2 separate regions of the Homo sapiens genome follow, and region 1 is linked to region 2. Evidence: chromatin loops called from intact Hi-C (ENCODE). Cell type or tissue: ascending aorta. All regions are shown on one strand. Links, peaks and the distances in the headings refer to the core of each region. The heading gives the core; the rest is flanking DNA.

Evidence for each region. Hi-C counts contacts between places; a loop is a spot of excess contacts. Peaks named below come from ENCODE experiments on the same cell type or tissue, not always from the same donor. Only the 100,000 strongest peaks of a DNase experiment are listed, where the experiment ranks them.
Region 1: it touches region 2 in a loop (2.9-fold over the local background); 4 of 110 quality-filtered maps call a loop at or near these places.

The regions. Positions count from the first base shown.
Region 1 is chr14:33,948,418-33,953,785 of GRCh38, forward strand. EGLN3 (egl-9 family hypoxia inducible factor 3) reads right to left here and starts at 2,657. Exons shown (of 5, transcript NM_022073.4): 1 at 1,979-2,657. The coding sequence starts at 2,335. RefSeq lists an enhancer at 2,425-2,594 and a silencer at 2,715-2,794. In ascending aorta, for the core only: no CTCF peak of the experiment used is centred there; DNase peaks (open chromatin) are centred at 2,044, 2,184 and 2,734; H3K4me3 peaks cover 3,020 bases; H3K27ac peaks cover 2,411 bases.
Region 2 is chr14:32,936,238-32,941,605 of GRCh38, forward strand. NPAS3 (neuronal PAS domain protein 3) reads left to right here and starts at 2,642. Exons shown (of 12, transcript NM_001164749.2): 1 at 2,642-3,129. The coding sequence starts at 3,080. In ascending aorta, for the core only: a CTCF peak has its summit at 2,192; DNase peaks (open chromatin) are centred at 1,838, 2,136, 2,324 and 3,604; H3K4me3 peaks cover 2,727 bases; H3K27ac peaks cover 2,301 bases.

The DNA.
Region 1 (5,368 bases), core at 252-5,251, 1.0 Mb after region 2:
TTATCTAAAGGGCAGGGAGCTTTGTGACAAACCAGCCAAAGTAAACCTGGAAATCTGGGGGTGGGACAGGATAAATTTTATTTTCAATTCACGATCACCTTCTGACAGGGTCACCTGGAAAGTTTTTCATTCCACCCAAAAGATAACCTAAAATTGATGAATCATATCTACAGGATCTTTCTTTCCCTTACCCTAACTTACACAGTGTTTTTCCTTCCATTTGAGTTAAATTCTAGTCTGAAACCCTATCCCTATCCATTAAGTCAAAGCTAAATAAAAATATTTAACTTTCAATGTTAGTGGCCTCTTTCCATACCAATTAATCCTGACCTCCCTCAGAGCAAATTCTGCTCCTAGAATGATGAAGAAAAACTCCTAACACCTAAATTTACAAGAAACATTTAAAAACCCAATAAGAAGCCGTCTGCTCTTCCAGGTAGAAACTACCAGCATCTCAGCAACACTGAGGCTGACCCTTCCCCTCCCCGACACACCTCCACCACAGAAGACAGCAAGGTCATTTAATGCAAAAATCAAACTAGTCAAAGACGAGTGACTAATCCACCACCAACATGATGGAAGAAGAATAAAGAAACACTTTAGCATCAATCTCCTACAGAGTTCAGCTCACGCGGAATTTTTTTCCCCAAAGTAAAATTTAGAAAGCAGTATCTTCTAAGATTTACTTTACTTGGGTGCATTAATAACGATGCTTTCAGATATTCTATTCATGGCCTCTTGGCTTGGAAGTTGTACGGCAAACTGTGACTCCCCACTGCACTCATCCACCTCCACCCCTTCACTCCCACACGTTTCCAATCCTCACCACTTAGCCTTTATTCAGAGTGTTCCTCTCAGCGTATTAGAGAAATGAGAGAACAATGGTCTGTTCTGAGACAGGATCAGTCTTGAGACTGATTTGAGAAATACTATATTTATTGTCAAAGAGTGGTACATAGGTGAGTGTTCATCTTCCCTCTCATGCCGGTATACTCTGCTTCGCTGTTTCAGTAAAAGTTTTCCGTAGTTCTGAACGTCCCTTGACCACACCATAAGACAAGCGCAAGTCACTCAGAATTGCCACTGGAAAACTGGCTCAACTATCATTTGAGGAAAGACTGAGAAAGCCTATCCCAAAGTAATGGACATGCACCAACATCGCGGTACCTACATGTTCCCGTTTTTCTGCCAATCTACCTGTGTTTCCAAGATAAATTACCACCCAGGGAGTCACTTCCTGCTATGTGAACAAAAACCCGGTTTCTTTCTGGAGGTGCTTGACTACTCTCTCGTGAGCACTTAACTGGTTGTTTTGAGTGGACTTTGCCATCAATTCATAGTTAGGAAAAGGAAGGTGGTGGTGCAGGGCTCAGCATCAGGAGAGAATTTTCAGTCAAGAAGATGGTCTAACAATGTGCTGGGTCCCAGGGGGCAGAAGCAGCATTCAGAAGTGGAGTTTTACCCTTTCACACCTGCCCAACTCCACAAACCAACTGCCACATGGCAAAATCACAACTGCCTCCAGAATTCTGAGTGCTTTTGTAGAAATCTCTTCTGACCACAATGAAGGGCAGTATTAGGTGGCTTTAAAGTAGGCATTTAAGATCATGAGGACACGTGTGTCTCAGATGATACACAGTGTTTCCAATACCCTTTCCCTCCTTTGGATCTTTGAGAACCTCGTCTTAAAATCGGACCACAGCCACAGCTTGTCTGGCTTTTGTCACCCACAAGAGCCAATATTTCAAAGTCAACAGAAGGTCATCATCATGGTTCACCTGAGCCCCTTAACGTTGACTTTCGCTCAGAGGAGCTGGGGCGAGGGGTGGGGGGAAGCAGCGAGTAGAGACAAACCAGGCTGACTTCTTGGTTAAAAAACAAAGTTCGCTTACGGCCCTGGGAAGTCGACATACAACGGACTCCGAGTGCCTCCCGTCCCCGCGGGAGCAGCTGCGGCAGGGCGCCGAGCGCGTCCTACCTTAGACCTCTCCTTGACGTAGTATTTGCCCAGCCGGCTCCCGCAGTAGAGGACCAGCCTGTCGATGAGGGACAGGAGGAAGCTGATGGCCTCGCAGCCCTCCTCGTTGCCCCCGATCCACGTGATCTGGTCGCCCCGCAGGTGTCGCTTGGAGACGCCGGCGCGCGGCCCCGCCAGCTGGCCGTCCCGCAGGGCCCCGGTGCAGTGCAGCTGCTTGACGCGCTCCAGGACGCAGTCGCCCACCACCTCGCCCAGGAAGTTGTCCAGGTAGCAGAAGCCCACCTCGTGCAGACAGGGCACGATGTACTCCAGGGCAATTTTCTCCAGGTCCAGCCTCATGATGTGTCCCAGGGGCATCTCGCCCGCAGAATCGAGGTCCGGGATCCCCAGCGTGCAACCAGAGAGGGAACGATCTACACGAGCGCGAAGCCGAGGCGCGGGGAGCGTGGCCCGGGGTTCAGAAACCTGCGGCTGCCACGGTACCCGAGCCGCTGCAGCGTCGGGGACAAGGGAAAGTTTCTCGCAACTCTCGGGAGAAGGGATCTGCCTTCGGGAACCAGCGGGAGTGGTGCGGAGCTCCACGACCCGTTTCCGGACTGGCCCGGCGAGCAGTGCGGCGCAAGGAGTCGGAGGGCGCCTTTTGGGGATGGGAAGCCACCACTGCCGCGACTGCGGCCAGACTCCGGGAGACGCTGAGGTCCGGCCCTTAAGCCGGCCGACTCCGCGCGTCACGGGCTCCGCCCCGGGACCGCCTCCGGGACCGCCCTTTCCCCCGCCCCGCTGCCAGTCACCCCCGCCTGCTCTGCCCCTCCGCGAAGGATCCCAGAGAGCCCGGCGCCAACCTTAGTTGTTTGTGACCAGGGGAGCGGCTGGAAAGCAGACTGAATTTTTAGAATGCGCTGGATTTGCATATTGTTTTGCATAAAATCACATAACAAACTTGAAAACCTGGATCCCACACTGAAAATGTAAATAGAATTAACTGCCACATTCTGGGTTGGTCACCTCATAGACTTTTGAGCAAAATAATAACCCCAAAAACGAATATATTTATTAAGCAGTGGTCTTGTTCTACCTTTACCGGGTGTCTTTCCTTATTTACCCCATTCCTCTGCTGTTTGACCCAGTTCAAGCCACTGAGAGATTAGGAGGTATCTAGTTTTAACTAAAATTAATGCATTAACGAATATTTCCCTCAGCCCCTACTGTGTGCAAGGCACTATGTGCTTGAGGAGCTGGGGATGAGCACAATGAAGAAATGCTGAGTCATATCTGATTGAACTCTGCAAATGGTGTATTTTGCTTTGCTTGATGTTTTCCTCTACTTACCTTTCAAGCTTCCTATTAAAATATGATGTTCCGAAATTCTACCTTCCAAATTAATCACATGCTTCTGTAACAGTCAGAGGTATGTCCCCCAAAAGATACACTGTATTCTAGGTCTCTCACTTTTCCCACAAGCAGCTGTACTTTCACAAGAGGGACAGACACCACTGAGAAGACTTTGGTTATCTACAGATAAGCTGATTTGCTTTATGGAGTTTTGATTCCCTTTCCTACTGAACACCAGCGATCAGAATCAGGAAAAAATTCATAAATTGCATGCAAAGCTATTTGTACTTCTTTAAAAAAAAAAAAAAAGGAACTGTATTTTTTTTATTTATTTATTCTGAGACGGAGTTTTGCTCTTGTTGCCTGGGCTGGAGTGCAGTGGTGTGATCTCTGCTCACCACAACCTCCGCATCCCAGGTTCAAGCAATTCTCCTGCCTCAGGCTCCCAAGTAGCTGGGATTACAGGCGCCCGCCACCATGCCTGGCTAATTTTGTATTTTTAGTAGAGGTGAGGTTTCTCCACATTGGTCAGACTGGTCTCGAACTCCCGACCTCAGGTGATCCGCCCGCCTCGCCCTCCCAAAGTGCTCGGATTACAGGCGTGAGCCACCGTGCCCGGCCTATTTGCACCTTTTTTACTTCATATGAGTGCACACTTGGGTTCTTCATTTAAGTTGAAGAAAAGAATGTACAGGTTTTTCGGGTATTGTTTATTGTGGAAGCAAATTTCTACAGCTTTTTCACTTTTCTTCTTCCTCCAGCAGCCCTCTCCTCTCTGCCTCTGAGGGGAGAAAGGGAATGACATCCAGGACAAGAACAAAGAATAGAAGAGGAAAGGTGCTGCTACAAGTTGGAAAGAAGCAGACAGAGGCACGTGGTTGAGTAAGAACCTGGGGGATGGTGAAGGAGAGCAGTCAATGGTGGAGTGCTTAAGAAACTTTGATGAAACTTCTAGTTATATTGAGAGAGGTTCTCTGCCAAGTCAGTGATTAGTTGGCACCTTTGGTATTACCTTTGAGCAGGAGGTACCCCTCCTTGGGGTAAAGGCCATCACTGCTCAAAGAGCTCTTGTCTAAATTCCCAAGGCAGCTCCATGATGAGAGGAGACCATCATCCTTGGAACCCCAGTGTTTAGCACATAGTGAATGGCTAATAAATAGTTACTGGGAACTCAATGTCTGACCCTGAGCCATAGCAGCCTCCACTTGGGATTCAGTATGTCTGGGCTTATCTGGAAGGATCTATTTGCAAAAGGGGCTGGGGAGCCTCCCCAAAGAGAAGTCACTGGAAAAGAGTCAAGCAAATTAGCCTGACCCAGCACAAAAGCTTAGAGGCCAGTGGAGGGAGAACTTAGGAGTTCTACAGGGCATTTGTCTCTCAGCTTTGTCTATCTGAGCAGTGGACATTTGAGTGGTGGGAGCCAGAGACATAAAGTGAAAACTGGAGGACTGTTAAATTGCAGCAAAGGGCCAGGCACAGTGGCTCACACCTGTAATCCCAGCACTTTGGGAGGCCGAGGTGGGCAGATCACCTGAGGTCAGGAGTTTGAGACCAGCCTGGCCAACGTGGTGAAACCCCGCCTCAACTAAAAATACAAAAATTAGCCACACATGGTGGCAGGCATCTGTAATCCCAGCTACTCGGGAGGCTGAGGCAAGAGAATCACTTGAACCCAGCAGGTGGAGGTTGCAGTGAGCTGAGATTATGCCACTGCACTCTTGCCTGGGTGACAAAAGTGAAATTTAGCCTTAAAAAAAAAAAATTGCAGCAAGGAGTGAAATGGAGTGCAGTACCAAAAAGGAGGAAAGCCCTCCTCTCTACTTCTGCTTGAACCCTGCACAGAAGGAACTGCTTTGCCTCCTGCAGTGATCTCCTCCAGGGGCACTATGGATAATGGGGTGACCAGGAGAAACCTGGTCTAAGACAGCCTGAATGTAGACCCTGGTTGGCATTGGGTCGTGCATTTTGCAGCTTTGGGGACTGTGTAAATCTCAGAAGTAGATATCCCTGAAGAGGGACAGAATCAAAAAGGGGGAAGGTGACAGATAATCCTTAGTA
Region 2 (5,368 bases), core at 149-5,148:
AGTTGATGTCCAGTATTCCAAATATTCTGTAGAAGACTTCATTATATGCTCTGTGTACTGTCTGAAGTTTTTTTTTTTTTTTAAAGAGTTTGGAAAATAACTCAAAAAGGGGCTATTCCTTGTCAAAGGGATTTTTGATTTAAATTATTTTAGTCTTGTTTTACTTCAGTGATTACAGGAATCTTTAATACAAAAGATCTGGGACTCTTTCAAACATGAAAGACTAGAAAAGAATTAGATTTTTCCTTTTCATGGTTCAGGTATGTTTTTTTGGTCACTTATACAACATTTAAATGACAATAGTATCTGGCGGTCACTTTAACTAGGAAGTGCAGGCAATGGTCACAATAGTATGGTCTGTGAAGTAGGGAGTCAAGGGTCAGAAATGTCAGATGGCCTTTGGAAGATTTCAGGGACCTCCGGGAACTTGAGCTAACTTATACCATATAAATTGGGCATAAAAGGGTGGGGGATTAGGAATTTTCTGCCATCAGGTTTGCTCTGAGTGTTGTTATCCTTTACCATAAAGATCACCTCAGAGAGAATTTTCCCTCAAGGCAGGAGCACCAGGGGCAGTCCCCTACAGTCTGCCACCTCAGCACTGAGAGCTGCACTGGTGCTTTCCACTTTCAACTTTGAATTTGGGCACCTTATGAAGTCTCTGAATCCCACTGCAGTTCTAAAGACTAAGGCTTTTTTTTTTTTTTTTCTAGCATCTCTAAACTTTAGCCTTTGGGGTGTATTATTCCCTCCTTCGATTTTTATGTTATATTGGCAGAAGAGAAGATGATAGCTGTGAAAAATGTAGCCTTCTTTGATTTTGTTACTAAGACATGATGACACCTGTTACTGTCTTTTAGTCAAAATAGGGGGAGGGGGGCAGAGAGTGAGCCGTGTAGGTCAAGGTCATTGGCAGGTGTTGGAGGTAGGGTCTGAGTCAGGAGTCCCCTGTCCTCTGGCACCTCAACAGGATTGTGGGGTTCTGAAGGACAGACTTAGTTTCCGCTTGGATTTGTTTCCATCTGGATTTGTTTGTTAAGTGAATGGTGACATATCATTTTACCAAAAAATTATTTTTAAGTACTTTTGAGGAGTCCGCCGCGGGAGTGACAGGAGTGGGGGGTTTTTCAAGCAAAGAGTGGCCTCTTGGGAGACTACAAGCTTCTCTCATTTGTCATCTTCGGGCAGAAACCCCCTAGACTGGGTGTCCTGGAGCCAAAACTTTGAACTGGCAACTTTTTCCCTTCTCTGCCAGCCCATGTATATCTTGTCCATAACACTCTCCACTCCAGTTCATTTCTCATTCTCTCCTACCTGTAGAGTGTACTCCAAAGAGAACTTAAACACCATCATGCAGATTAAACACCTCTACCACGAAAAACATTTATGTGTTCCTTTGGAAGTTTCCAACTCCCAGCCCTACTTTACTGGAGTCGTAGAGACCGAATGGAGGACCCCTTTTCAGGTCTTTATTTTTTTCTTAAGCTTAAAGTCAAATGCAGAACCTCACACAGGACTGATGTTTTCCATCAGGCGCTTTCATTCATTCAAAGTGGAAATGCTTTGGGAGTCCTTTCTACTTGCCTGGTTGACACATGACTGACCCAAGTCTCTGCGTAAAAAGCTGTCCACACGCTTCTGATTGGTTTAGTGGAGAAAACGCTCTGACCAGGGTCTACCCAGGTAACAGGATTCTAGCCCGGGCCCTGCACTGAGTAGCCAGCCTTTCTCTAGGCCTTGCTGAACTGTCAAACCGGGGTGCGGCTGGGCTAGATCCCAGAGGGTGGCAGTCCGGTCCCAAGTCCCGGGACCCGAGTCGGGAGGGGCTTCTGTATGTGAGTTTAAACGCGCGGGGATTCACCTGTGAACCCTGGGGTCTGCACTCCTGTACGTCCGTGACTGATGCAGATGCTCCGGCTTTGGGAACGCTGCTGAGAGCGCCAGAGCCACAAGGTGCTTGTGCTGCTGCTGCACCGCCCACGGGGCTCTTGGGCCCATCTGCTTGGGCCAGCGCACCCCCCATCCGTATTGATTTCCGCTGCCCCCAAGGAGCTCCCGGGACTGTGTCCTGCCCCAGCTCGCTCCTGTGGCCTCCCAGTTCCTTTTTCTGTTTCTTTCTTTCCTCCTGGCTGCAATACTCCAGAGAAGGGAAGTGTTTGAAACTGCAACTGAGTGGCGTTGTTGCGCCGGCAGCCGAGCCTCCCAGTCCCCCAACGAGAAAGAGAGAGAGAGAGAGAGAGAGAGAAATTGAGAGAGAGAGAGAGAGAGAGAGAGAGAGAGAGAGAGAAGGGGGGGGAGGTGTGTGTCTGCGTACGAGAGAGCGCTCTGGAGCAAAGCAGCTGGAAAATGCCCAGAAATACTTTCACAGCGGTCAAGCTGGAACCCCCCGCGTGTCCTCCCCCTTCCCGCTCCTCCCGGCCTAGACCCCGCGCCCCCCGCAGGGAGGGTGTGCGCCCCACCTGCCACCGGGCTGCTCCGGGTGGTAGAAAGGGGTGACGGGGGACGGGGGCGGGGGCGGGTGGCGGCGCGGGGGTGAGAACCCGGAGGCGGCGGGGCCCTGGGCCGGGCTGCCCGCGGGACCGCGCGGCCGCCTCCCCCCGCCGCCGCCGCCGCCTCCCCCTCCTCCTCCTCCGCCGCCGCCGCCGGTCGCCTGTCTCCGCGCCGGGCATGCCTCGGGAGCCGGGGCGGCCCGGGCCGCGGGCGCTCTGCGGCGCATGGACGGCGGCGGCGCCGGGCGAGCAGCGGGAGGAGAAGGCGCAGGCGGCGGCGGAAGCGGCGACCCACGGCTGGGAGCACCGGCGGCGCGAGGGGACGGCCGGCCGCCCGCGAGGCTCCGGCCCCACTACTTTTCCGTAGCCTCCCCACCTCAGCAGCACGGCCGCCGCCGCCGCCGCCGCCGCCGCCACGGCCACGGCCACGGCCCCGGCCCCGGCCACCGCCCGCCGGGCAGCCCAGAGCGCCGCGCACGGCCGCACTCTCCCGCCACCCCACGCACACGCACACCCCCGCCCGCCCACGCCCCCCACCCGGGAGGGGGGAGAGAGGCAAAAAGTAAGAGAGGAAAAAAAATAGCAGGAAGATGGCGCCCACCAAGCCCAGCTTTCAGCAGGATCCTTCCAGGCGAGAACGGTAACACTTTTCTGTTTATTGAACCTGCCGCCGGGCCGCTGCTCCCGCCGCCGCCGCCTCCGCCGCCGAGGGCCCCTCTCCGCAGCCCGCCCGCCTCCTGGGCCGCGAGCCCGCGGGGACCTCGTCTGGGCGCAGCGCTCGCCCGGGGCCCCGCGCATTGTCCCCGCGGCGGCTGCGGCAGCGAGAGGCTCTGGCGGCGGCCGGGCTCTCTGAGCAGTCGCACCTCCTCGGCTCGGCGAATAGAGTGACTCACTGACAAAAAAAAAAAAAAAAAGAAGAAAGAAACAGAAAAGAGAAAAAGAAAAAGAAACAAACAGATGCGAAGGCGCTGCCGTGTGACGGGAGCAGCAGCGAGGGTGGGGGGCCGGGGATCCCCGGGGCCGCCGCAGGTCCCCTAGCAGCTGCTCTCGAGGAAGGGAATGAGGCTGGGGAGGGGGAGGGAAGGCGGCGAGCAGGGGGAGGAGGCGAGGAGCAGGAGGAGGAGGCCGGGGGCGGGGAGCGCGGAGCTCGCGCCAGGCCCGGAATGTGTCGCGGAGGGGCCGGCTCCGTCTCCGCGCGAGCAGCTAGGCCGGGCCGAGCCCAGAGGAGCGCGGCCGCCGCCTCCCTGCCTCCCGGGCTGCGCCCTCCGCTCGGCAACTTGTGGGTCTCCCGCTCTGCCCTCCGCTCTCATCTTCCCCTCCTCTCCATACCCCTCCCAAAGGAAAAAGAAAAATAAAGAAGAAAACCCTCAAATCCAAATAAGCAAACAAACAGCGAGATCCAAAATGTGTCAGCAGTTGGAGCATCTATGCCCCGTTAGTTACTGTTTGGGGATCTGTGTTTTAAAAAGTTCCTGGTGAGAATTGCATATCCAAGCAAGGGGCTCAGTCGAGCATGTCTATTTGAAGTTAGTTAAACTAGTACAGCCACAGGGAAAGGGAGTTTGTGTTCAAAATACCCGTAACTGTTCTACGTGAGTAGCATTGATAGATTTTCAGAGTAACTCAGCACCCCCTCCCCATCACCACCAACGTGGTTTTCCCTCCTGCTGTCCACCCAGCCTACTTTCTTTGGAATCCTATTTACTATTAATTGGCAACGTTAATGACATTAATTGCATATAGCATATTGGTTTGAGCAAAGTGGATATCTCTTTCTGTCTCCGAAGAGGAAAGGCGCAGTAGGAAGTATGAAACGTCACCCACTGATTCATGAGGAAAACAAATACAGTAAGATATATGCACCCCCACCCGCAGCAGGCGCGTTGATTTTCCTCACAGGCTTAAGTGAACTTGAAAAGAAGACAAAGGATGTGCTTAGTTGCAAGATTTAATTATTATAACATAGTTTTATTTTTGATGCAACATAATATTTAACCTATAGCTTACATCAGAAGACGATAAGGGGATATTCAGACATCCATTCATTTAAAAGGCTTCTATTGTACTGTTGCTTATTTCTTTCATACGATAGGGAAGGCACAATTGTCAGGATTAAGGAAATACTTTTGTTAAGTAGATACATAATTGACTAATTCTGAACTCTAGATGATTCTGTAAACATCATATATCAGAGAGTAAATCATACATAATCCAGTTTTTAAAGATGTTAAATGTGTATAGCATTAACTATTGCTCCCAAACTGTAGAAAATCTGACAACTCATACAGCTAAAATGAGTATTTACTTCTTAAGAAGTATCAGTGTTTCATGAAGAATTCACACTTTACTCTTGTAGTAGAAAAAATAATTTCTCAGAGCATTGTGCAAGGATTTTAAAAATTATTTTTTATCTAACATGAAGATGAATACTTTTTGAAATCTGAGGTTTATAATTGGTTTTCTTCCCCCTCCCCTCCCCTCCCCTTCCCTCCTCCCTCCCTCCCTTCCCCTCCTCCCTCCTTTCCCCTCCTCCCTCCTTCCCCTCCCCTCCTCCCTCCCTCCCTCCCTCCCTCCCTCCCTCCCTCCTTCCTTCCTTCCTTCCTTCCTTCCTTCCTTCCTTCCTTCTTCCCAGTTCTGTTGTTAATAAATATGTTTACTGGGATGGCCCCAGTAATCTCTCTAGCAAAGGCCTATTCGTGTGCCATTTTAGGAATTTCTCTGAGATAAGAATCTCGGAGATAGAATTAATTTCTAGGGGAAACTTCATAGCCTGTGCATGAGTGCGTTCTTTATCACCTGTCTCCATTTGGCATTCGAAGAAGGTAAATCAAAGTGTGCGATTTGTTATTCTGCTCCACTTGAGAGCTGAACTAAATAAC